Linked DNA regions of Homo sapiens: all the other regions are linked to region 3. A link is a loop called in an ENCODE intact Hi-C map of the cell type or tissue named here. Cell type or tissue: ascending aorta. All regions are shown on one strand.

Region 1 (8,000 bases), 260 kb after region 3:
CATAGATCCTGTTCTACCAGCCTCCAGGGCCTAGAGCTTGGCACCTTAGGATTTGAGCATCAGTGTGTTCCTATGGTTGGAACCCACACCAGCTAGCTCATCCAGAACTAGCCTCATTTTGCCATCTTTGAGACAGGGTGCTGGCCCCAAGCCTACTCATCTAGACTGGACAAATGTAAAAGGTTCAAAGCCCAGATGATGTAAGAGCTGGGGTGGAGCTCAAGCACGGGAGCCCATCTGCCTGCTCTGGGATGACAGCTGCAAAGGACCGTTTCAGGGGAAGGGCAGAGGGGATGAAAGAGTAGGTGGGGCATGTATGTGCGGGCAAAGGGCTGGAGGAGTGGTGGCCTAGGACAGAAGCACCAGGAAGCCTCTTCTGGTTCAGCACCAGGCTCCCCCAGGGATATCCCCATCTGAGGGGTCTGGCCCCAGACTAGGCAAAGGCTCAACCTGCTCAGCTTTGAGGGTGGGGGCGGGCACTGCTGGCAAGATGGGCACTGTGGTTCTACAGTAATATAACCTTATACTACCTGTGCTGAAGACGACAGAACAACATAAAATCCCAATACAGTAACACCATCCTAATGCCGCCCCCTTCCCTACCTCTGAGTGATGGAGGGAAAAGGAGGGAGAGATCCTTGGAAAAATCAGCATAAAACTTGGATCAGCTCAGGAGTAAGGGTCAAAACCCCCCAAATCAACTTGTGGGGCTAGGGGAAGGCCTGGTCTGTCACAGCCCTGGACATGAATGGAGAGTGCAGGTCTGCCCTCTGGTGGACAGCTGCCGTGCAGCTGGTTCTACAGAGGAAGGGCTGTCTGCGTGGGGAAAGCAGGGGAGACACAAAGCCACAAGCTCTGAAATAGAGCAGGTACAGGCCCCCAGACAGGACCTGGCCCACTCTTCAATGTGTGTGCCCAGGCCCAGTGGCTGTAAACCTGAAACACAGTCTTGAGAGCTGCCTACGGCTGTAAACAAAGGCCCACCTGGCCGTGCAGGGGGCTGAGGGTAGAGATGCCTGGAGTTGCTGCACGCTCAGCCTGCCACCCAGCCCGGAACCCAGTGGGAAAGACTTCCCTGGCTAAGAGCAAGTGACAGGTCAGTTTTAAGTAAGTTCTGTTCTCTCACAGAAGAAACAAACCCAAAAGAGAAAAAACTTTAACAAGGTCCATGAAGCTTCATATCCTTAAGGCGTTTGTTATCAGGAGCAGCAGGGGACAGCAGAGTCCTGCCTGCGCAGGAACCCTCTAAGCAGAGTGCAGTGGGATAACAAACTTGCAGCCAAAGGGCGAGTGGTAGTTGATGCCCACCTCCTGGAAGACCTGCTGGGGAATGCCAATGTCGCACAAATAGATACGGCCTGCGTGCTCCCCCAGTGGCAGAGGCAGGCCCAGTGCCAGTGACCATTTGGCATCAATGCCCTGTTCGACTTCATGCACAGGAGGGTCTATGCTGAGTACTGGTGCCCGGTTCTGGTTGGCCCAGGCCACAGCTGCCTTGTACCAGGGTTGATCGCGCAGGAAGACGTTCTCAGGGCAATCCAGGCAGTTGATGACCAGGTCCACAGGGCTAGTGGGCAGATCTGCAGGTGGAAAGAGTGCCATCTGAAAGTCCCTATGAGCAGAGAGCAGCCCAGGCTGGGACTAGGGCCCAGGTCACCCCAAGGGTGTCTTTGTTTTCCAGACACCACTCGAATGCCTCTCCAAAGGCTGGCCTTCTTAAAGCTGGGCCAGGGCACAGGCCCTAGGAGTTGCAAGCTGGCTGGGCTGAGTGCTAGAGACCAAGTGCATGTCAGCCCAGCAGACCACTGCCCTCCTGGAGTTCTCAGGATGAACCATTGTCGTCCTGAGTGTGCAGAGCTTCTCAGGGCACAAAGCCCTCACCTCCTCTGCCTTCTCAGGCATGCCTCTGTATATCCAACTAATGCCCTGGGCACCTTATGACCTCTGGGAAGGCAGAGTCCACTGTCAAGGTGGCCATCACAGGGAAACCCCACTCAGGTCCAGCAAAAACAGGAGCTGACTGCTATCTGCTGACCCAAGAAGGGTGAGCAGGTGAGAGCATGCTTATTCTATTCCAGCTGGCCTACTCATTCTACTCTAGCAAGCCTGTCCCCTCTCGTACTCATTATCTCACAGGAATGGGTCCTCCACTCAGCCCAACCTTAATTAAGAATTAAGAGGGAACCTATTACTATTCTCCCAGGCTCCTCTGCTCTAACCAGGCTTCTGGGACAGTATTAGAAAAGGATGTCTCAACAAGTATGTAGATCCTGTACTGGCCTAAGAAGTTAAACTGAGAATAGCATAAATCAGACCAAACTTAATGGTCGTTGAGACTTGTGTCCTGGAGCAGCTGGGATAGGAAAACTTTTGGGCAGCAAGAGGAAGAACTGCCTGGAAGGGGGCATCATGTTAAAAATTACAAGGGGAACCCACACCAGGCCCCCTTCCCAGCTCTCAGCCTAGAGTATTAGCATTTCTCAGCTAGAGACTCACAACTTCCTTGCTTAGAATGTGCCACCGGGGGGAGTCCCTGTGGGTGATGAGGCTCTCAAGAGTGAGAGTGGCATCCTATCTTCTGTGTGCCCACAGGAGCCTGGCCCGAGACTTAGCAGGTGAAGTTTCTGGTCCAGGCTTTGCCCTTGACTCACTATGTGACCTCTGGTGGAGTCCCTTCTCTGGGCCATATTTGCTCTCTCCAATTCTTCTCCCTGCTGTTCTCATTTAAACCCATTCCAGTCAGACTCTGTCCCTACCACTCCACTTAAGACCACTCATCAAGCTCACCAGGAGCCTCCACAGAGATGCTAAATCCAGTGGTCGATTCTGTCTTCCTTTGACCTTAACCTAGAACGGGGCTTGCTGACACACTGACCACATGCTCCTTTCTTCACTTGGCTTTCAGCTACCATACTCTCCTGGTTTTCTTCCTCCCTCACTGACCATTCCTGTCCCATCTCCTTGGTTAGGCTCTTTACTCCCTGACTTCTAAATAAAGAGCTCAGTTTTCCAACTTCTGTATCTACTCTCTTCCTATGTGACAGCATATCCAGGCTCCTCATGGCTTAAATATTCCCTATGGCTTGTAACTCTAGGCTGAATCCTTTCACTTCAGATTCATATAACTCGTTCCCTATCAACATTTCCACCTGCATATCCAATAGGTGTCTCAAGCTGAGCTTCTGCTGTTCCTCCCCAAACCTTCTCTATCAAGTTTTCCCATCTCAGTGATCGCACCTCAGTTACTGAGGCCAAAAACTTTGGAGCCATTGCCAACTCTTCTCTTTCTCCCACCCCCCATACATCCAGTCTGTGGATTCTATCTCCAAAACTGATTTAGAAACTAACTACCTTCACCACCTCTGGCACTACCACTCTTGTCTTAGCCACCATAATCTCTCTCTCCCATGATCACAACAGCATCTTGACACTTCTCTGTACTCCTCTGTGTAGTCTACTCTCAAACAGCACCCAGAATGATCATCTGGAACCTAAATTTGATTATATCATTTCTCTACTTATTCCTTCAATGACTGCCCATCTCACCAGAGTAAAAGCCCAAATCCTTGTGGTCATCCCCAAGGCCCATCATGACCTGACCCTGAAATGTCCAAGTCTCCTACTCTCCACCCAGTCCTCCAACATGCCTCCTTTCCCTGCTTTGTTTTTATCCACATCACTTACTACAACTACACAAGTATGTTACATGTCTTTTTGTTCCTCCTAACCAGAATATAAGCTCCACAGAAGAATGGATTTAAAAAAATCTGTTGCCATATCCCTAGCATCAGGAAGAGTGCCTGTTCAACGAATATTTGTGGAATGGACCAATGGGTCCCCAGCTCTTCATGTGAGTAGTTGGAGAGGGAGAAGCATAAGGGGATGGGAAGTAGTATATTACTGTTCTAAGACTCCTTAGAGGCGAAGCACCATCCTTACACACGTAGTGCCTTTCCACCTGTCGCCACTGGGTGGCATGACGAGACCATCAAACTGCTAAGGAGGGAGGAGGCCTTCAGCCCAGCCCTGCCTAAGTGCTCACCTTTGAGGCTAGACACTTGTTGGCCTTGGGTCTTGCTGAAGAGCGACAGCTCATTGGTGATAGATTCCAACATCTTGACAAAATTGGGCAGGAAAAGGATGACCTGGACATCATGGTTGGCTAGGTGCCTTCCACAGCTGATACCCTGAGCCCCCTTCACATGAGGTCCACACAGTAGAGCCACTGTAGGCCTCTGGTGAACATTTTTGGGATTCAACCTGGAAAAGAAGGTGAAGAAGCAGTATCAGCTACATACTTGCCAATCCCTTGCACCCTATACCAGACAATTGCCTGTAGCACCTATTGGTCTCAGATCTCTTACCCACTGCTCACCAAGTCCCAGGCTCCAGAGGGGGACAAAATCCACTGCAGGCCAGGTCTATAGGGTGGCACTCCTGTTGTCCCAAACCCCAACCTCACATCATTGCTGGGTCCTCCCACTAAGTGGTTCACCCAGATCTTGCTCCACACAACACTGTTGCCACAACACCGCTTTGCTGACCCATGAACACTTAATAGTTCCTCTGCAGCCTTGTCTGCTCTTCTTCCCCAACGTGTCTGCTTCACTCCAGCAGGGCTGGTCTCATCCTCTCCTGCACTTGTAAGGCTCTTTCCTGCTTATGCTCAAACTACATCCCCTGCCCAGAAAGCCTTTCACTTTCCAAACTCTGAACCGCCTTTTCTTGGAGATCCAGTTCAAGACTTACCTCTGCTGGGATTACTCTGGCTCATGCCTTTACCTCTCCTCAACTCCTAATAAGCTCACAGCAAGTACCATAGCTCTCCATTCTCCTCAGTCAGTTGCCAATGGTTCTCTTTACTGAGCTTAGTAGCTTACTGAAGTTAATGAAAGCAATGCTGCAGGCATTAACAGTATCTATTTCATAGGATGCTGTGCAGATTATCGGATGCCCAGCACTTAGCAGTGCCTAACACAAAGAAGGTAAGGTACTCAGTCAGTGCTGACCATGGCGGAGGCAGCAGGCCAAGGGTTACCTGGCCTCCTAGGCTAGCAGCTGCCTTGGATGAAGTTGTCACTTCCAGTTTTCTGCTATTCAAAGCTGAGACTCCTCTAGACTCAGAGAAGCCACAAATAAGGAGATAAAGAGGATTAGCCCCAGAGCTGTGCCCAACTCATAGGCAGCACAGTTGGCTCACGGGGCAGCAATGTAGGGAGGAGATGGACGGCAAGGCCATAGGTCCCTGCCTAGTGGCAGAGCAATGATAGTCACTTACCGGTTTCCCAAAGGGAGGAAGATGACAAGATGTTGTCAAGCTAAGAGGAGCTTCATAACTGCCCCCATTCCCAAACACATTTTGGAGAATTTAACAATCTACTCTATATTCCAGACACCAAACCATTCGCCTTCCCATTTCTGCATTTAGAGGAAATATGATGAGAATTGCTCCCTTCAGAGGATGCTGCAGAGTTGTGGAATCTGACTCACTTTGTTCTCTAAAAGGGTTCTTCCTCTCAGGGAGAACCTCTCCCACCCCCAATCAAAAGAAGCAGAGCATGGCATTCACACACCCAGCGGCAAGGTGTAGAGTATATGGGCACTGGAAATGGACCTATGTGGATTAGAGGCCTGGCTGGACTGTGTACCAGCAGTATCATGTGGGCAAGTCCCTCAGCTCTCTGAGCCACAGTGTGCTTATCCAAAAACACAGGGCTATTATTTAGCTTTGAGGTGAAGTTATGAGGACCACATTAAATTATGTTGTGAAAGCACTGTGGAACACTGCATGGCACCTGACATACATTAAACTTCAAGATTACTAACCACGGGTCTGATTTCTCAACATCAGCAACTGCTACAAAGGACAGGAGATGGACCTTTGGATAGTTCAGACACTAAGAGAAAAGACTGGCACAAGGACAGCCAGCCCCAAGAAGCTGGCTAGAGAGGAGTGTGATTTGGTAAGGACATTCAGCTCCTGCTCCAAAACTAATGTTTCTGGGAAGCCACTTAATGGTCTCAAAGTGCCCCCAACAGTGGCTCTGGGAGGAGGTGCAGGAGACACCAGACACACGGGCCTGATGCTCTTTCAGAGGGCACCTCACACTACCCCCTCCTGTAGGCATTTCCCTGGCTCTTCCCTGGCACAGGAGAGCCCAAGGATCTAACAGCTAGGAAGCAGGCCTAAATCAAAGAAAAAGGAAAAACTAACACTCCAACCCCCAACTCAAATAGGATGAGGGAGGTGGAAATCTTACATCTGGCTTGGAGTAAGCCTGCTTGAATTAAGATCACTTCAGAATCAGGAGATGCCTTCCATCCAAACACATTATCAGGCCCAGAGAATGAAAATAGGCTGGAGTGAGGAGCTACAGGATTTATCTGCAATATCAGTTTTCTGGCAAGCACTCCCAAACACCATGGCTGGAAGCACAAGCCAAGGACCAGGTTCCATTTTGCAAATAGGGAAGGGGCCCTGTGGGAAGCAACATCCTATCATGTGAGGCTTTGGATCTGTGAGTGCTGCTCAGGGAAAGGAGGCTTTCCTTGCCCCAGTGAACCCAGATCTGCCCTGCTCTTTGGAAGTGGCCTCCCCACTCCAGACACCACTCTCCCACAAGGTTGCCTACATCCTCCTCTTTACCGAAAAATCCAACAGGCACTTGTCAACTCTAATTTTGATTGATCTCTCAGCACTACCATTGCCGGCCGTTCCTTTTTTCTTCAAAGACTATTTCCTTGGTTCTTACACGCTACCCTCTTGGTTTCTTACCTCTCCTGCCTTCTTCTTCATCCTTCTAACTGTGCCTTACATGCCGACGTTCCCCAGAATCCCACCCTAGGCCCTTTCTGTTCACACCTTCTCCTTATATGATCTCATCTACTCTTACACCATCTACAAGCTGACAACTCCTAAATCTCTAGCATCAGCTAAGACCCTTTTCTGAACTTCAGATCTTTTTTTTTTTTTTTTTTTTTTTTGAGATGGAGTCTTGCTCTTGTTGCCCAGGCTGGAGTGCAGTGGTGTGATCTCAGCTCACTGCAACCTCCTCCTCCCAGATTCAAGCATTTCTCTTGCCTCAGCCTCCTGAGTAGCTGGGACTACAGGCACCTGCCACCATGCCTGGCTAATTTTTATATTTTTAGTAGAGACAGGGTTTCGCCATGTTGGCCAGGCTGGTTTTGACCTCCTGACCTCAAGTGATCTGCCCGCCTTGGCCTCCCGAAGTATAGGGATTACAGGTGTGAGTCACTGCGCCTGGCCTAAGTTTCAGATCCTTATAGCTAAGAGACTATTTGGATATCTCACAGGTATTCCAAACTCAACACATCCAAAACAAAACCCACCATCTCTCCCAAACCTGCTCTTCTTCCCATGTTTCCTATCACAGTGAATGTAACCACCATCCAATCAGATGTCCAGGCTAGAAAACTTGAAGTTCACTGATTTCTGACATTATACTTTCCATTACCTCTAAAATCCATTCAATTACCTTGCCCTGCTGAATTTACCTTAAAAACAACAACAACAACAACAACAACAACAACACCCATCTGTCCACTTCTCTTTCTAAGAGACAAAAAAAAAAAAAAGAGACAGACAAAGTCTCACTACGTTGCCCAGGCTGGCCTCGAACTCCTGGGCTCAAGCAGTCCTCCCACTGCAGCCTCTGGAGTAACTGGGATTATAGGCATGCCTCACCAAACCTGGTTTGTCCACTTTTCTGATCCCTGCTTCCCTAGTTGGGCCACCATCACTTGGGCCCTGGCTCAGTTTTCTAAGTTTTGCAGTTTTCTACCTGATCTCACTGCCTTCAGTCTTGCCTCCATTGAATTGACTGTCCTCATTGTAGCTAAAAATCATCTTTTTAAAACACAAGACTAACTATGTCATAGCTCTACTGAAATGTCTTCAGCAGCTCCCTACCACTCAGCTGTACTGAGGCCCTACTTTCCAGCCACATAGTGACTTACGGATTGCCAACAACCATGTGCCA
Region 2 (8,000 bases), 580 kb after region 3:
AGGCTGCTCTCAAACTCCTAGCTTCAGGTGATCTGCCTACCTCGGCCTCCCAAAGTATTGGGATTACAGGCGTGAGCCATTGTGCTGGCTTTTTTTTTTTTTTTGACACGGTCTTGTTCTGTCACCTAGACTGGAGTGCAGTAGTGTGAACATGGCTCACTGCAGCCTTTAACCCCTGGGCTCAAGGAGTCCTCCTGTCTCAGCCTTCCCAGTAGCTGAGACTACAGGTGCATACCACTATGCCCAGTTAATTTTTGAAATCCGTAATCTGTTTTGTTTTGTTTTTTTTTTTTTAACATGGAGTCTCACTCTGTTGCCCAGGCTGGAGTGCAGTGGTGCGATCTCAGCCTACTGCACCCTCCACCTCCTGGGTTCAAGCAATCCTCCCACCTCAGCCTCCTGAGTAGCTGGGATTACAGGCCCACGCCACCAAGTCCCAGCTAATTTTTGTATTTTTAGTAATGATGGGTTTTCACCATGTTGGCCAGGTTGAACTCCTGACCTCAAGTGATCCGCCCACCTTGGCCTTCCAAAGTGCTGGGATTACAGGCATGAGCCACCAAGCTCGGCCAGTAATCCGTATTTTTACACTTGATTTTAGCCAAAAGGTGGAGAAGTGATAGTAATCTGTATTTTTAATAACTGTCCAAAGCGATCCTGACAATGAGCCAAGGTTGAGAGTTCCGGTAGTATTATCTCCCTTTTCTCCACAGCAATCTGGTTTATTTTGCAAACAAGAAAACTGAGGCTCAGAGAAGAATTAACTTGCCCAAAGCCTCAATCATACTGACTTCCTCCAAAGCCTATGATCTCTTCCATACAACATCAGACATAACGTTTGTTGGCACAAGGCTGCAAAGTAGAGACCTTCCCACCACGCAGGGCTGGAAATTCTGGTAACAGGGGCCTTGGCAAACAACCCACATTCCTCTTCCCTATTCCCACTGAAGGCTGTGAGAACACTTGTTGGATTAGAGTCCTAGCTGCCATAATGAAGTACTACAGGCTGGGTGGCTTAAAACCCAGAGGAGGCCGGGCGCGGTGGCTCACACCTGTAATCCCAGAACTTTGGGAGGCCGAGGTGGGCAGATCACCTGAGGTCAGGAGTTCGAGACCAGCCTGGCCAACATGGTGAAACCCCATCTCTACTACAAATACAAAAATTAGCTGGGCGTGGTGGCAGGTGCCTGTAATCCCAGCTACTCAGGAGGCTGAGGCAGGAGAATCACCTGAACCTGGGAGTGGAGGTTGCAGTGAACCAAGATCGCGCCATTTTACTCCAGCCTGGGCAACAAAAGCGAAACTCCATCGCAGAAAAAGAAAAGAAAAAAGCATAGAGAAAAAAAATTATTGTCTAACAGTTCTGGAGATTAGAAGTCTGAGATCAAGTGGGGCAGGGCCATGCTCTCTGAAGACTCTAGGGAAGTATCTGTTCCATGCCTTTCTCTTAGCTTCTGTCATTTGCAACCTTCCTTGGCTTGCAGGTGTATAAATCCAACCTCTGCCTCCATATTCACATGGTATTCTTCCCTCTGTGTAATCAATCTCTGTCTCTTCTCTATTTTATAAGGATTCCTCATTGAATTAAATTGTATTGGATTAAGGGCCCATTTTACTTAATATGACCTCATCCTAATTTCTTAATTTAGATCTTTATTAAATCTGCTGAATCTCTTTTCTTTTTCTTTTTTTGAGACAGAATTTCGCTCTTGTTCCCCAGGCTGGAGTGCAATGGCTTGACCTTGGCTCACTGCAACCTCCACCTCCCAGGTTCAAGGGATTCTCCTGCCTCAGCTTCCCGAGTAGCTGGAATTACAGGCATGCACCACCATGCCCGGCTAATTTTGTATTTTTAGTAGAGACAGGGTTTCTCCATGTTGGTTAGGCGGGTCTCGAACTCCCAGCCTCAGGTGATCCACCCGCCTCGGCCTCCCAAAGTGCTAGGATTACAGGCGTGAGCCACCGTGCCCAGCCTTTTTTCCTTTTTTTTTTTCGAGACAGAGTCTCACTGTCACCCAGGCTGGAGTGCAGTAGCACAATCTGGTGGCTCACTGCAACTTCCACCTCCTGGGTTCAAGTCATTCTCCTGCCTTAGCCTCTTGAATAGCTGGGATTACAGGCATAAGTTACCACGCCTGGCCAATTTTTGTATTTTTGAAGAGATGGGGTTTCACAATGTTGGCCAGGCTGGTCTCAAACTCCTGACCTCAGGTGATCCACCTGCCTCGGCCTTCCAAAGTGCTGGGATTGATTACAGGCATGAGCCACCATGCCAAGCCAGAGTTTCCAAATAAGGTATCAGGGATTAGGACTTCAACATGTCTTGGTGGGGGGGCACGAAATTCAATTCATAGCACCTATAATATTCAGGTGTCAGAAACAACACTGGAATCCTCAAGCTGAATATACAAACCCAATTGCCATGGTGACCCTAGCTTCTCCAAAGGCAGGGGTACCCAAGGGCTCAGATGGGATGAGAAGCTGTGGAAGAGATAGGGGCAGCTTTGGCCATTGGTTGGATGGTTAAGAATTGTAATGTGACATCAGAACAGTTCAGAAACCTGGCTCAGAAAGTCTTTTGTTGGTTTGAAAGAGTGGAGTGATCATGGCTCACTGCAGACTGGACCTCCCAGACTCAAGCAATCCTCCCACCTCAGTCTCCTGAGTAACTGAACTGCAGGCACACACCACCACATCCAACTATTTAATTTTTTTTTTTTTTTTTTTTTTTTTTTTTTGTAGAGATGGTATCTCACTATGTTGCCAGGGCTAGACTCGGAACTCCTGGGCTCAAGTGATCAGCGCTCCTACCTTGGCCTCCCAAAATGCTGAGATTACAGGCATGACCCACTGTGCCTGGCCAGCGGCAAGTCCATTCAATCAACAACTCTCTAAGAGCTTCTCATGTGCCAGGAGCTGGGCAAGGAGCAAGGCAGGCAGGATCCAGTCAATCACGGGCTCATGGGTTAGTAGGGTGACCAATAGCCAAAAGATAAGACTAATGAGGACACACTTATAAACCAGTATCTGTGCTCTGAAAGGAAGAAACTTGATGCCTTTGAGGAGACCCTCCTGTGGCTGCATTTTCCTCCTCTTTCATTCTCCTTCCCTTCCTTCCTTTCCTTTGCCTTTCTAACTACCATTCTCTTGGAGACCTGCGAGTGTTTCAACATCTCAGTGAAATAGAGGGACGAGAGCATCACCTAGTGGTCAGTGTGGGCATAGCAATGACCAAAACTGAACTAATCAGCTTGGGAGATGAAGGGCAAGGGGTGGTGGGGGTAGGCAGTGTGTGTGTCTGGCCCAGGTATGCACCTAACAGTGAAGTGAATACACTCTGGCAGATTCATGGCAATGGACAACAGCTCTTAAAGATTTACCAATTTGAAGCTGGGTACTCCCACCTCCCACAAAAAATAATCACTCCATTGTTTGGTCCTGACATAGCACGTCCCCTGGGGTGCCAGAAAGGCAGACCAAGTCCTGGCCAGGCAGGGTTAATGCTCAAGGAGAACCCTCCCATTTCCTGGCTGTAATAGCAGTGAAATCCTACCTAGCCTGGGTAGCTCTCACATCTGCTCCCATCTCCCTCCGCATTGCCGATGTCTCATCTCTTATCCCTGCATTGTCTCTAGGGTCTAATCAGACCCCCTTCCAATCCACTCCCACTTACACAGGTGTCAGAGGGATCCTTCTCAAACACCAGTCAGATCTGGGCTCAGAGCACTCCCTGGCTCCCAGTGGCTCCCTCACTTCCCTGTGACCTGGCTCCCACCGGCTCCCTCACTTCCCTGTGACCTGGCTCCCACCTAGCACTCTAGTTCACCTGCATCTCTACACGTTACCCTCTGCCATCTCCTCTATCCATCAGACACCTGTGGCAGCCTCAGCATCATACACACCCGCTCTCTATGCTCTGCCTGGAGCTCCCTGTCCAGTCTTGGTCAGCTGGCTAACTCCTGATCCTTGGAGAACCAGCTCCATCAGCACCTCTGGGCAAGGTAAGTTCCCCTTCTCAGAGCTCCCATCTTCTATCATCACACTGTGCTAGATGGGCCCAGGCTGGAGTGCGATGGCACATCTCAGCTCACTGCAACCTCCACCTCCTGGGTTCAAGCGATTCTCCTGCCTCAGCCTCCCAAGTAGGTGGGATCACAGGCGCCCGCCACCATGCCCGGCTAATTTTGTATTCATCATATTGGTCAGGCTGGTCTCAAGCTCCTGACCTCAGGTGACCCCCCCCCCCCCGTCTCTGCCTCCCAAAGTGCTGGGATTACAGGCGTGAGTCACCACACCTGGCCAAGACTCGGCCCTCTTTGAGGTACAGTGTCTGATTATGCTGTGATTCTATACCCAGCCCCAGCCCATTTCTAGACTGGGTCCCGGTACAACAGTGAACACTTGTTGAATGAATGAAGGCTCAGGTGGAAGTCCATCACTCATTCGACCATGAGCTCTGGGCCTTGCATTATATACTTTTATGTTTCCAAATGGATTTTGTTTTTGTGACCTAAGTTTTCTAGGTGTGAGACTTCACTGCCGCTCCTAGTCTGGAAGTATCCCAAGGCGGGGCCAAGGCAAGCACCAGGCTGGGTCCAGGAAGCTCCTGGGTAGAGACCACTATTGGAAAAATGGGGTTTCACAAGAGGGACTCTCCCACTCTGCCACTAGTCGGCTCCTGAAATGGGCCTTGTCTCTGAGGTGCTCCCCTAGCCACCCCTCCCTTTATCCCAGGACTTCTGAGGTTCCCACTTCAGCCTTGGTGGTGGGGAGCGGGTAGAGGAACATCTGTCACCTTCTTTTGGAGCCTGCTCCTAGGTCAGTGGGGCCAGAAATCAGTAGGGCAGAGATGGAGTGCTCATGCGTGCTGGGTTCCATTGGTGAGTCAGCACACCTACTGAAAGCCTGGGAACCAAACTTGCCGGGGTGGGGCGGGAGTGCAGAAAAGAAAGTGTTTCATGACCTGCTTGGGGGAAGGTTAATGCTCTGATGCTGGATAAACATGTTCCTCTCTTCTCTACCCCCCAGGATAGGTTTCTGGGCTGGAAGGGAACTTTTCTGACCCATCAAGAGAAATCCACTGCAGGCCGGGGGCAGTGGCTCACCCCTATAATCCCAGCACTTTGGGAGGCCGAGGCGGGTGGATCAGTTGAGGTCAGGAGTTCAAGACCAGCCTGGCTAACACGGTGAAACCCCGTTTCTAATAAAAATACAAAAATTAGCTGCTCATGGTTGCCCACGACTGTAATCCCAGCTACTCAGGAGGCTAAGGCTGGAGGATTGCTTGAACCTGGGAGGCGGAGGCGGCAGTGAGCCAAGACTGTGCCACTGCACTCCAGCCTGGGCAACAGAGTGAGACTCCGTCTCAAAATAAAAAATAAAATAAAAAAATAAAAAGAGTCCGGGAGCAGTGACTCATGCCTGTAATCCCAGCACTCCAGGAGGCTGAGGCGGGTGGATCACCTGAGGTCAGGAGTTTGAGACCAGCCTGGCCAACATGGTGAAACCCCATCTCTACTAATAATAAAAAAATTAGCCGGGCGTGGTAGTGCACACCTATAATCCCAGCTACTCCGGAGGCTGAGGCAGGAGAATCACTTGAACCTGGGAGGCAGAGGTTGCGGTGAGCTGAGATTGTGCCATTGCACTACAGCCGGGCGAAAAAATATATATATATATAAAATCGTGGTGGCTCACACCTCTAATCCCAGCACTTTGGGAAGCCAAGGCAGGTGGATCACAAGGTCAAGAGATTGAGACCATCCTGGCCAACATGGTGAAATGCCGTCTCTACTAAAAATACAAAAATTAGCTGGGCGTGGTGGCACATGCCTGTAATCCCAGCTACTTGGGAGGCTGAGGCAGAAGAATCGCTTAAACCCAGGAGGTGGAGGTTGCAGTGAGCTGAGATTGCACCACTGCACTCCAGCCTAGTGACAGAGCAAGACTCCTTCTCAAAATAATAATAATAATAATTAAAATAAAAAAAATAAAAAAGAGAGGCCGGGTGTGGTGGCTCATGCCTGTAATCCCAGCACTGTGGGAGGCCGAGGCGGGTGGATCACCTGAGATCAGGTGTTTGAGACCAGCCTGGCCAACATGGTGAGACCCCTTCTCTACTAAAAATACAAAAACTAGCCGAGTGTGGGGATACACGCCTGTAATCCCAGCTACTCAGGAGGCTGAGGCAGGAGAATCGCTTGAACCCAGGAGGCAGAGGTTGCAGTGAGCCGAGATCGCACCACAGCACTCCAGCCCGGGCGACAGAGAGATACTCCGTTTCAAAAAAAATAATAAAAAAAAATCCATTGCAGCCTTATCTCCGTGACAAGACTAGCAGACCCTGCTTTCTTTTTTTTTTTTTCGAGACGGAGTCTCACACTGTCGCCCAGGCTGGAGTGCAGTGATGCAATCTCGGCTCACTGCAACCTCCGCCTCCCAGGTTCAAGCGATTCTCCTGCCTCAGCCTCCTGAGTAGCTGGGATTACAGGCGCCCGCCACCATGCCTGACTAATTTTTGTATTTTTAGTGGAGACGGGGTTTCACCATGTTGGCCAGGCTGGTCTCAAGCTCCTGACCTCGTGATTTGCCCGCCTTGGCCCCCCAAAGTGCTGGGATTACAGGATTACAGGCATGAACCACCATGCCCGGCCTCAGGCCCTGCTTTCATAGTCCTGGTAACCCGGCTATCAGTCACTTGTTGTCTTGGAAAGTTGGACCCTTTTCAGAACCAAGACCAGTCTCCCTTAAGCTTCTACCATGCAGGACCTTGTCCAAGTTTTATCACTGCCTTTAGATGCTGAAGTCCAGGAGAAGCTAGGCCATCTTGTCAGGACAGTTTACATTCTTTCCATGCTTCTTGGGCCACCCCTGAGAGGGTCAGACAAGCAAACCCAAACCCCTTGGCCCTCTCCAGGGACTCATCAAGAGCAGGAATTTGGGGAGAGCAACGAGGGACAAAGTCTGGATGACAAAGCTCACTCCAAAGCTCAAGCAGAGATACTGCAGGGGAGGGAAACCTCCCTAAGAGCCCCTCCAGTCAGCCACAGAACGTATCTCTTGTCACCAGCAGGATTTATTTCAGGGTTCTGCCAGCAAAATGACTTATAAATACATTCTTCCGCATCTCCCCCTTTCCAGGGGTGCTGCTGAGTTGCATGGGATGAGATCTGCTTCTGAGATCCTGGGGCTGTATGCCACCCCCAACTCACCAGAGCTCTTCCAGCACACAGCAGCACCCCCACCCCCCAGCTGGCTTGGAGTTGGGCAGAGAAGCTTATGAGGCTGTTATCTCTCAACAGACAGCTGTGCAGGGCTGGAGGCAGCAGCTTATCAGGAGGCCTGCAGTGATTCACAGCCCAAGACCCAGCTTCTCTGCTGAATAGTAATTTCCAGCAGTGGATTTGTGCTCAGTCTCTCTCCTCCCCCTTTCCCAAGGGTGTGCTGTCCTTTCTCAGAGAGAGGGCAGTGAAGGGGAGATCCTACCCACAGAGCTGGGGGCTTTGTGCCAGCCTTCTGGGTAAGGTTCAGTTTATTGTCTGGAGGCTGCAGATTCAGGGACCTCAGCAGGGTCTGCCACCCTTTGCAGTGACCTCCAGGAGAGTTCATCGATGCTGTCCTTCCACTCCTTCCTTCCCCTCCCAGAAAAACAATGTGCCGCTCCCTTTCCCTTAGTGGCGATGTACAGGGGTACACGGGCCCCCATTTGCAACAGCCTCTGAGGCCAGGGCCAGCCCGGGAGGGCGGAGTGGGGGAGGAGAGAGGAAGAAGCCAGGGACTGGGCAGTGCCTTGCACCATTTTGAAGCTGTTCAGTCTCTGTGCCTGACCCTGAAGACTCCAAAGACTCAGGACGCAAGGCTGGAGGGGAGGGGAGACACAAGGGGCCAGGCGAGAGCTGTCTCTGCACAGGCGGGTGGTTAGAAAAAAAATGGGGGACACAGCCATTTTTGTGCTTGTTTTATTGGAAGCAAGACTCCAGCCAGCTGCAGGGCTCAGGGGA
Region 3 (8,000 bases):
CTTCATTTAAGCCCCTTCCTCAAAGTCCCACACGAGTCCAACCATATCTGATTGGTGGGAACTTAACCACATTGAGGCAGGAGAATAGGGAATTAGGGCAACCAAGGATTAAGGTAGGAACAAAAGAAGAGCAGGTGCAGCCAGTTCACATAAGCAAAAGGCACAGCAGGTACAGCCAATTCTAGGCAGGATTAGGCAACATACAGGCCACATCTTCACTTCTGTGATAACCACAGGCCAAGTCGCCACTTAAGCCTCTAATTGGTCACGGATCAATCCTTCATTGGATGTAACTGATTGGAGGCCTCTGGAGGGCACCGGGGGTGTTCATGTTCTTTAGCTTAATAAAATCTCTAATTGAAGGGGCTCCTGAGCCACTTGCTCAAGCCCACTCTTGCTCTGTGAATTGTACTTGCACATCTTCAATAAATCTGTGCCTTCATTACTCCATTCTTTCGTTGCTTTGTCTTTTGTTGCTTTGTGCGTTTTGTTCAATTCTTTAACATGCCAAGAACCTGGACAACTCAGTCAAGACCTTCCATTCAGTAACCACATGACTGTACCTAGGTACAGGGAGGTAGGTACAGGGAGGCTGGACAATGTCGTTTTGCTCTGGATGGCAATACATCCGCTAGCAGAGGTGCTGGCCAGACCATAGACATAATAATACAGTTTTGTATCATGAAACAAGCAACGGTTTTGGAGCCACATGGACTCAGGTTCAAATCCTAGTTCAACCACTGAGTGGTCGCGTGGCATAGGGCAAGACACTTGAGCTACTTGAGACTTAATTTTTTCATATTTAAAATGGAGATAATCAGACCTGCCTCTCAGAGCTGTTGCAAGATAAAAAAAAGCACTTAAAAGATTCAGAGGTTCTCAAAGTAGCCCACCTAATATCATTGCCTTAAACATCACCCTCTTGCTCAGCTTAGGGTATGGACACCATACATGAAAATTAGGTGATTCTTTCCCTGTTTGTTTTCACATGCACAGCTCAGGGTATTTCACTAAGTCAGATGGTCCCCCCGACTCCACCCTATTTCTTTCTCTGAGGGCATTTCATCTGTTTCGGTGTCACCCCACTCTAACAGTTTAAAGGGAGGAGGGAGAGGCAAGGACCTAAGATGTTTGGAGAGAAATCAGCCCTAGAGATGGGACTCAAGGTTATGGCATTTCTCAGCTTAAGTATCAGATGTGGCTGTTAAAACTATTATTAAATAGATTCCTTTTGCTGTTTGGGGTTTTTCCTGTTTGTTTGTTTGTTTGGCCTTGGGAGGGGTCATGTGGCCATATGGTAAAGAGACATTCCCAAGGAAGGAATGAAACACATTGTTCCTGCCCGGGCCAGGGCTTATGTAGTCAGGGATTATGAAGACTGAATGTTCTGTGTCCTGGAGGAAAGGGGTCCCTGCTTTGGGGACTGTTTCTTTTTATGGATCCTGGGCTATTCCTTCTGTCCAACAAGAGTGAAATGAAGGGAAATACGGGACAGAGTTGACATAGCTTTAGGGGCAGGAGTAATTGGGGTAAAGGAGGGGAGAAGACTGGACCCAGAAGTCAAAGGCCCAGAGCCCCCGGCAAAGGAGTGTTGCCAGGTTGGGAGCCTCTGCAAAGGGCATCTCTGAGGGCTGTTCCTAGGGGCCCACCCATTGCAGCCCTCCTATGAGAACTTAACTCCACATGGTGAACTGGAACCTGAGCCCTAATCTTAGCTACCCAGGGCAGCCTCTCCCTGCTCCTCTAAATCCTCATCACTCCTGTAAGTCCAGAGGAACCCCCACACCCCAACTTGAAGGGTGAATGAGTACCCAGGCACTCCCTGCCTGGGTGCACACTGTGGCTCCTTGTCCCCCTCTATACATTGCCCAGGCTGGCTTTGAACTCCTGGGCTCAAGCAATTCTCCTGGCTCGGCCTCCTGAGTAGCTGGGAATACAGGCGCGTGCCACCGCGTTCAGCTTCATTTTTATTTTTACAGCTTCACTTCACTTCCTCAGTGCAAACATGTTAAAATATTAAAAATTTGCTGTAAAGTTTTTGAAAGGATATTTATAATTTTGCTCTTGAAACCATTTGGCTAGGAGTGACTGATTTAAATTACAATTGGGAATTCTTGTGAAATGAGAAAAACCTAGCCCACACATTCTTTCAGATGTAATGAAATTTTTATGAATACTAAATTTAACAGTTAATGAGGTTGATATAATGTTACAGTTGGACACTTGATTAAGAATTTATTGATTTCCATTTTGCAGTGTTCTTATTTGAGAGCCAATCATTTTTTCTTCAGCTGTGAAATATTCACATGGGCCCTTGGGAGGCCCCCGCTGCGGGCTTCTCTAGCGGGCAGTACATAAGTAACCAGGCCAACAGCTCTTCCCTGTCCTCCCCCTGACACACCTCGCACCCCTTTACACAGGCACATAAGGAAAAACACCCATCGTGGCTGGACCATGGAGACAGAGTCCAGTTCCAGAGGAGGAAGAGGATGGGGCCAGTCAGACAAGGGCACAGAAGCCATGCCATGCCATGTCATGTAAGCAAGAAGCTTCTTACTGCAACCAGTGGCTGGGGCTGCTAAGGGCACTAAGATTCAAGACCAGTGAGCCACGGAGGTTGGCATGGGCACCTCTTCCCTCCTGGGGACAGTAGGTAGTGGGGGCAGGAGGGGAAGGGCCACCTGCCTGGTTTACATAGTCGGCCACAGAGCGGTGGCCCACACTTATTCGACGACTATAGCCTCAGTGTTCCAGGCAGGTGTGCATGGGGCCAGCGGGCTATGAGAGGCTTCCACGTGGCACAAGGACAGCACCCCACAAGGAGAACATGAAAAAGCTAACACAGTAGCACAGGCAAGTGCACAGTACCCCAGCCTCCCCTCGGAACCAGAGGGCGGAGTGGACTGAGGCCACCCTCAGCCAGGTCTGCGGCAGAAGCTGAGGCAGAGAAATGCCACTTTGTCCTTGCTCCAGTCTCTCTCTCAGCCATTCAGATACCGCTTCCTTCACTCCAGAGCCTCAGCCGGCGCCTCTCAGATCAAACCTTGTGCCACTAGGTGGAGCCAAAGCCCACAGCAACAGCGCCGGGCTCGGACACCCAGCCGCCCGCGTGCAGGAAGGAGGTGGGCTCGCGAGGCAGGGGACTGGGGGCCCCGGGCTGAGTCTGGGCCCTACCGGGGGGCCAGGAAAGGAGTGGGAGAGCCAGCCACAGCCCACAGTGGACTTATTTGGTTTACATGGTCCGTTCCGTCCGAACTCGCACTGTAGGCTAAATGGTCCCAGAGCCAACCCCGGCAGCCGCAAATCCCCGTTTGTCAGATAAGGAGGCTGAGGGCCTGAGGGGAGGATCCAGGAGAGCCAGAACAGGGCTGAAGCCAGAGCCCGCGCCCCTGTCCACAGAGCCTTCCCCTGCACCGCTTCCGGGATGTATCCCCTGCCCGTGGGGAGGGCGCACGAGAAGAAGGTGCGGCTTCCAGAAGGGAGATCCTGGGAACGAGGCCGGGAGACACGCTTGGCTCCGGAGCCTAGGACTGGCTCCGGGGCACGAGCCGCAGTCCCCTCCAGCACCTCCTGGTGGGGGCCGCAGCTGGGATGCTGGCTTCGGGCGCCGGCGGCCGGAGCAGCGGAAAGCATCCACCTACAGAGGCTGCGGTGGAGGGGGCGGGGCGGGCGCGGACCCGGAGGCGCCGCATTGGACGAGGGGGTTGCTGGGGTTCTCGGATTGGCTGGCCATGAGGGGGCGGGACCAAGGCCAGGGCTGAGAGGCGTGAGGACCTGGAGCGTGAACGCGTGGGGAAGGCGCAGAGACCTGGCGCAGGTGTTGCGGAGCCTTCTGAGACTGGCCTAAGCTGCAGAATTGATCGAGCATCTGGAGTGGCCATCGGCCGTGTTGCCCGCAGACACAGGTGTGCTGCGACAGACCAAGCTCCAGGGTCCCTCAGGTAGCCAGGTGTGCGGCACAGCTTTGTCCCTCCCAGAACTCAGTTTCCCCAGCAGGGGGCCCGGGGACTATTCCAATCCAGTACTCTGGCCTGCCCCTCCCCTCGCTCTCACTGACCTCCCAGCAGCCAGACCAGGTAGGTATCCAGGCTCCTTCCTATCCTGCCCCCTGCCCCGCTCCATCCTCATCTTTCCCTTAAAGAAACCTCTCTCCAAGGTCCACGGTTACATCACATACAGCTTTGCACACCCAGTGCCCAGCACAGAACCCCCACCCTCTGTGGTTGTCCTTTCGCTTCTCGCAAGGTCCATGGGAGCAGGGGACCAGGCTGGGACAACATGTGGCCCCACCTGGTTGCTATAAAAGCTCAGGTAAGGAAGTTTACAGAAATATGTTGGGGTTACTGCACCTGTAAAAAGTGAAAATGGCCAATTATCATCAATGTCAAGAAGAAAAATTGCCCTTGTTGCCCTTTCACTGTAGTAAAGTGCTGCTTCCAACAAACCAGCACACAAATGCCAACCACAGGTGCATTCCGCTTGGGAGGATGGGGGAGAAACTAGTTGTTTGACTCTGTACAAGAACCAATCACCAGGTTTCCTTAAATGGCACACTTTCTTTGAAATCTGAAGCAAGAAATTACCTCTCCGGACACAACCAAGTTCATCTCGTGTCCTCTCAGGACATACAGCCGGGCTCCACTAGAGGGCAGCAGAAAGATGGAGATGCTCGAGAGAAAAGGAGACTTAAGTTAGTTCTCACCATCCGTGGAGGGTGTGAGGAACCCAATAAAAACCGTACTGGTATTAGTTCCTATTTGTTGACTGGTTACTCTAGGCCAGCCATCCCTCTGACTGATCTGTTAAAAAAAAAAATTAAGTAATTTGGGCCGGACGTGGTGGCTCATGCCTGTAATCCCAACACTTTGGGAGGCCGAGGTGGGTGGATCACCTGAGGTCAGCAGTTCAAGACTAGCCTGGCCAACATGGTGAAACCCTGACTCTATTAAAAATACAAAATTAGCCGGCCATAGTGGTGCATGCCTGTAACCCCAGCTACTTGGGAGACTGAGGCAGGAGAATCGCTTGAACCCAGGAGGGTGGCAGTGATCCGAGATCGCACCACTACACTCCAGCTTGGGCAACAAGAGTGAAACTTGGTCTCAAAAAAAAATTAATTTGATCCTGCCATTAACCCTATCAAGGTGGATACAATTGTGTTAACCCCATTCTACAGCTGAGGAAAAAAACAAGTTGAATAACTTGCCTAAGGTCACACAGCCAATAAGAAGCAAATCTGGGATATGAACCCTGAAGTAGAGCTATAAATCTGACATTCATAAACCTATGCAATTTTGCTTCCGTTGAAGAGGGAGGGAAGGATGGCGAGCAGAGGTGGCAGCTGAGGCCCCCACAGATATTACCCTTGTGGGCTCTTTAAGGCCAGTTCCAGAAGCAGGCACCAGACAGGAGCATCTAGCTAATTAAGGACCTTGGGTCATCAGGCAGGTAGGGTCAGAAAATCTGAGCTCAACCTGCACATAAACCCCACACACCTTGCAGGAACCTGTCCTAGCCCACCCATCACCATGGGTGGCCCAGCTCTCCAATACCCTGGGTGCCTGCCACCATGGTGAACCCTTGTAACCACTGTGTCCCCTCTGGCTTAGATGTGTGAAATTGACCTTGACCCACTCTCTTCCTTACCTTATAGGCAGCCTTGCCTGCCTCCACCATCAGCCAGGATCGGGCCTCCTCATGTCAGTCAAGAAGATGCCAATCAGCAGCAGCAACTGCTGCCAAGAAGCTGGAGTCCAACAAGGATCAAGGGGATGCTGGTGGGATCCTTTCCAGGGCAACCTTGAGAAGAGTTTCAGGCCAGAGCCTAATCCTTTCCTGATTTTCTTCCCAATTTAACATTTACTGAGCCGCTACTGTGGGCAGGCACCTTGCTGAGTGCACAAGGGGGACTTGCTGGGTGATCTTGAGCACACTCTTTACCACCCCCACCTCAGCTCTTGGTTAGTTTCTCTTCTGTAAACTAAGGTTGCAGAGACCAGGGGTTCTTTACTCGGGACTGAAGGGTCCCCTAAAATTGGGTGTGTGTGAGAACATCTTTCTGGGGCAGGGTTTCTCAGCCTCAGCACTATTGATACTTAGGGCCAGATCATTCTTAGATAGATCCCTCCCAGAACACACCTGTGGGCTGGCATTTGCGTATTGGTTTGTTTGAAGTAGCACTCTGCTGTAGTGAAAGGGCAACAAAGGGGCAATTTTTCTTCTTGACACTGACAATAATTGACCATTTCCAGTTTTTATAGGTGTGTTGTGACCTTTAACTCCAACACATCCCTGCAAACACCCTTAGCCCAAAATCTGACCTGTGCATTGCAAAATGCCAAAACCCACTAAATGCCTCTCTGAAGCCTCCCAGCCCCACGGCCTTTCCACCCACTCCACCTGCTGTGGCCAGGCTGGGAGGGGTGCAGGAAGGTGGCACACTGCCATGTACAATTTGGAAGAGGAAGAGCCAGGAACCCCTCCAGGCCCAGCTCTCTGTGAGCCCTGCCAAGGCCACCTACACCTGCCTGACTCTCTGGGGCCCCTCAGCCCTGGCCTGGGAAAGAGGCTTCGCCCAAATCCAAGATGCAGGCCCCTGCCACAGGGCTTACCTACACCCCTGTGAGAGCCCTGGGTAGGGGTCAGAAAATGGGGCAGAGGCCAGAGCCAGCACTGGGGGCAGAAGCAGGCAGTCCCTCCTCCCATGGTTAAGCCTGCATCCTCTCTCCTCCTGCGCGGTGGCCCTTCCTCACTGAGCACCTGCCAAATCTGCCAGGTGCGAAGCCTGCTGTCAGGGCCAGAAAGTCAGAGGCAAATTCAGGGGTGAGCTGAACAGTGTTTAACAACCAGGTCTCTGGACTGGGGTGAGGGGCCCTGATTTGTAGTCTTTGCCTATTTCTGTGGTGCAAATATTCCTACCCTGGCAGATATAAAGCCAGCAGTATTTTGTCACTGAGCGTGGAGCTGGTTCACAACATCACAAAGTGTGTGCACCACCAGGTGCAATAGACACAAATTACCTTACGAGCATGAATAATGGTAACATATAGTAAAATAATTAGGAAATGATGAGTTGCTAGTGGGTATTTCCTTTTTTAACAAAATGTATTTAAGGTTATATAATTTAAGTACCGACAATGACTGTGCTTAACAACTCGTTCGCAAAATTCTGAAAATGTGGCCACCAGCACCTATGAGCCGGTACCAGCTGGCTGCAGGCCCATCACTGGGAATTGAGTGTGGTCCCTGCTCTCTGAAGGCGACAGGTCTACCCAGGGTGGGCCGGTCTGTGGGGGGACAGAGGGATGCATGGGGGCCACGGAGAACCAGAGGAGACACTCTGTGCAGGGGTTCAGGGAAGGCTTCTTGGAGGAGGCAGCATTATAGAGAACAAAGGGGAGGGTAAATATATCCCAGAAAAGGGTAAGGAGAGAGTGCCAGGCTAGAGAGGACACTGGGGAAAGACCAGGAGAAAACAAAGTGTTTGGCGTGGTCCAAAAACTAAAAATGTGTGTCTCAGTCTGGCTGATGGGATGGCTGGGTTCCAGCCCAGGTTCTGCTGCTGATGCCTCTGTCACTTGGACCAAGTCCACTCCATTCTCTAGGCTTCTCGCCTCTGTCAAATTGGGGTCCGAACCAGATGGGTTCCAGGCCCGCTGGTGATCTAGACCCCCAAGAAGTCTGCAGAGGGGCCTTGTGAACATGTATATAGCTCATGGAGGAAGTCTGGCCCACAACTGACACTTCACAACCAGATCTTCCCCTCCCTCCTCCTCTCCCCTTCACCCGGTTCCCCCAGGTGATCCTGGAAATTCTGGTTTGGCTTCAGAAAGTAACTATAATTACAGCCTTTTTTTTTTTTTTTTTTTTGAGACAGAGTTTCGTTCTTATCGCCCAGGCTGGAGTGCAGTGACTTGATCTTGGCTCACTGCAACCTCCACCTCCTGGGTTCAAGCGATTCTCCTACCTCAGCCTCCTAAGTAGCTGGGATTACAGGGGGA

Evidence for each region. Hi-C counts contacts between places; a loop is a spot of excess contacts. Peaks named below come from ENCODE experiments on the same cell type or tissue, not always from the same donor. Only the 100,000 strongest peaks of a DNase experiment are listed, where the experiment ranks them.
Region 1: it touches region 3 in a loop (5-fold over the local background); 94 of 110 quality-filtered maps call a loop at or near these places.
Region 2: a loop joins it to region 3, with 4 times the contacts of the local background. A loop is called at or near these places in 24 of 110 quality-filtered maps.

What each region holds. Positions count from the first base shown.
Region 1 is chr15:74,631,367-74,639,366 of GRCh38, forward strand. It overlaps EDC3 (enhancer of mRNA decapping 3), which reads right to left. Exons shown (of 7, transcript NM_025083.5): 6 at 4,043-4,260; 7 at 1-1,580. The coding sequence ends at 1,246. Among named protein-coding and RNA genes, the nearest start is that of CLK3, 20 kb to the left of the region's middle. RefSeq lists enhancers at 665-724, 785-934. In ascending aorta, CTCF peaks have their summits at 778 (motif pointing left) and 3,970 (motif pointing right); DNase peaks (open chromatin) are centred at 771 and 3,977.
Region 2 is chr15:74,947,361-74,955,360 of GRCh38, forward strand. RPP25 (ribonuclease P/MRP subunit p25) reads right to left here. Exons shown (of 1, transcript NM_017793.3): 1 at 7,058-8,000. Among named protein-coding and RNA genes, the nearest start is that of RPP25, 5.4 kb to the right of the region's middle. RefSeq lists enhancers at 3,327-3,376, 7,228-8,000. In ascending aorta, a CTCF peak has its summit at 3,216 (motif pointing left); a DNase peak (open chromatin) is centred at 3,211; H3K4me3 peaks cover 63 bases.
Region 3 is chr15:74,370,763-74,378,762 of GRCh38, forward strand. LOC124903524 (a long non-coding RNA gene) reads left to right here. Exons shown (of 2, transcript XR_007064709.1): 2 at 1-450. Among named protein-coding and RNA genes, the nearest start is that of LINC02255, 4.3 kb to the right of the region's middle. RefSeq lists silencers at 3,064-3,113, 3,714-3,773 and enhancers at 3,374-3,423, 3,905-4,452, 4,780-4,829, 7,717-8,000. In ascending aorta, CTCF peaks have their summits at 3,061 (motif pointing right) and 4,639 (motif pointing right); DNase peaks (open chromatin) are centred at 3,059, 3,389, 3,699, 4,639 and 1 weaker place; H3K4me3 peaks cover 1,213 bases; H3K27ac peaks cover 512 bases.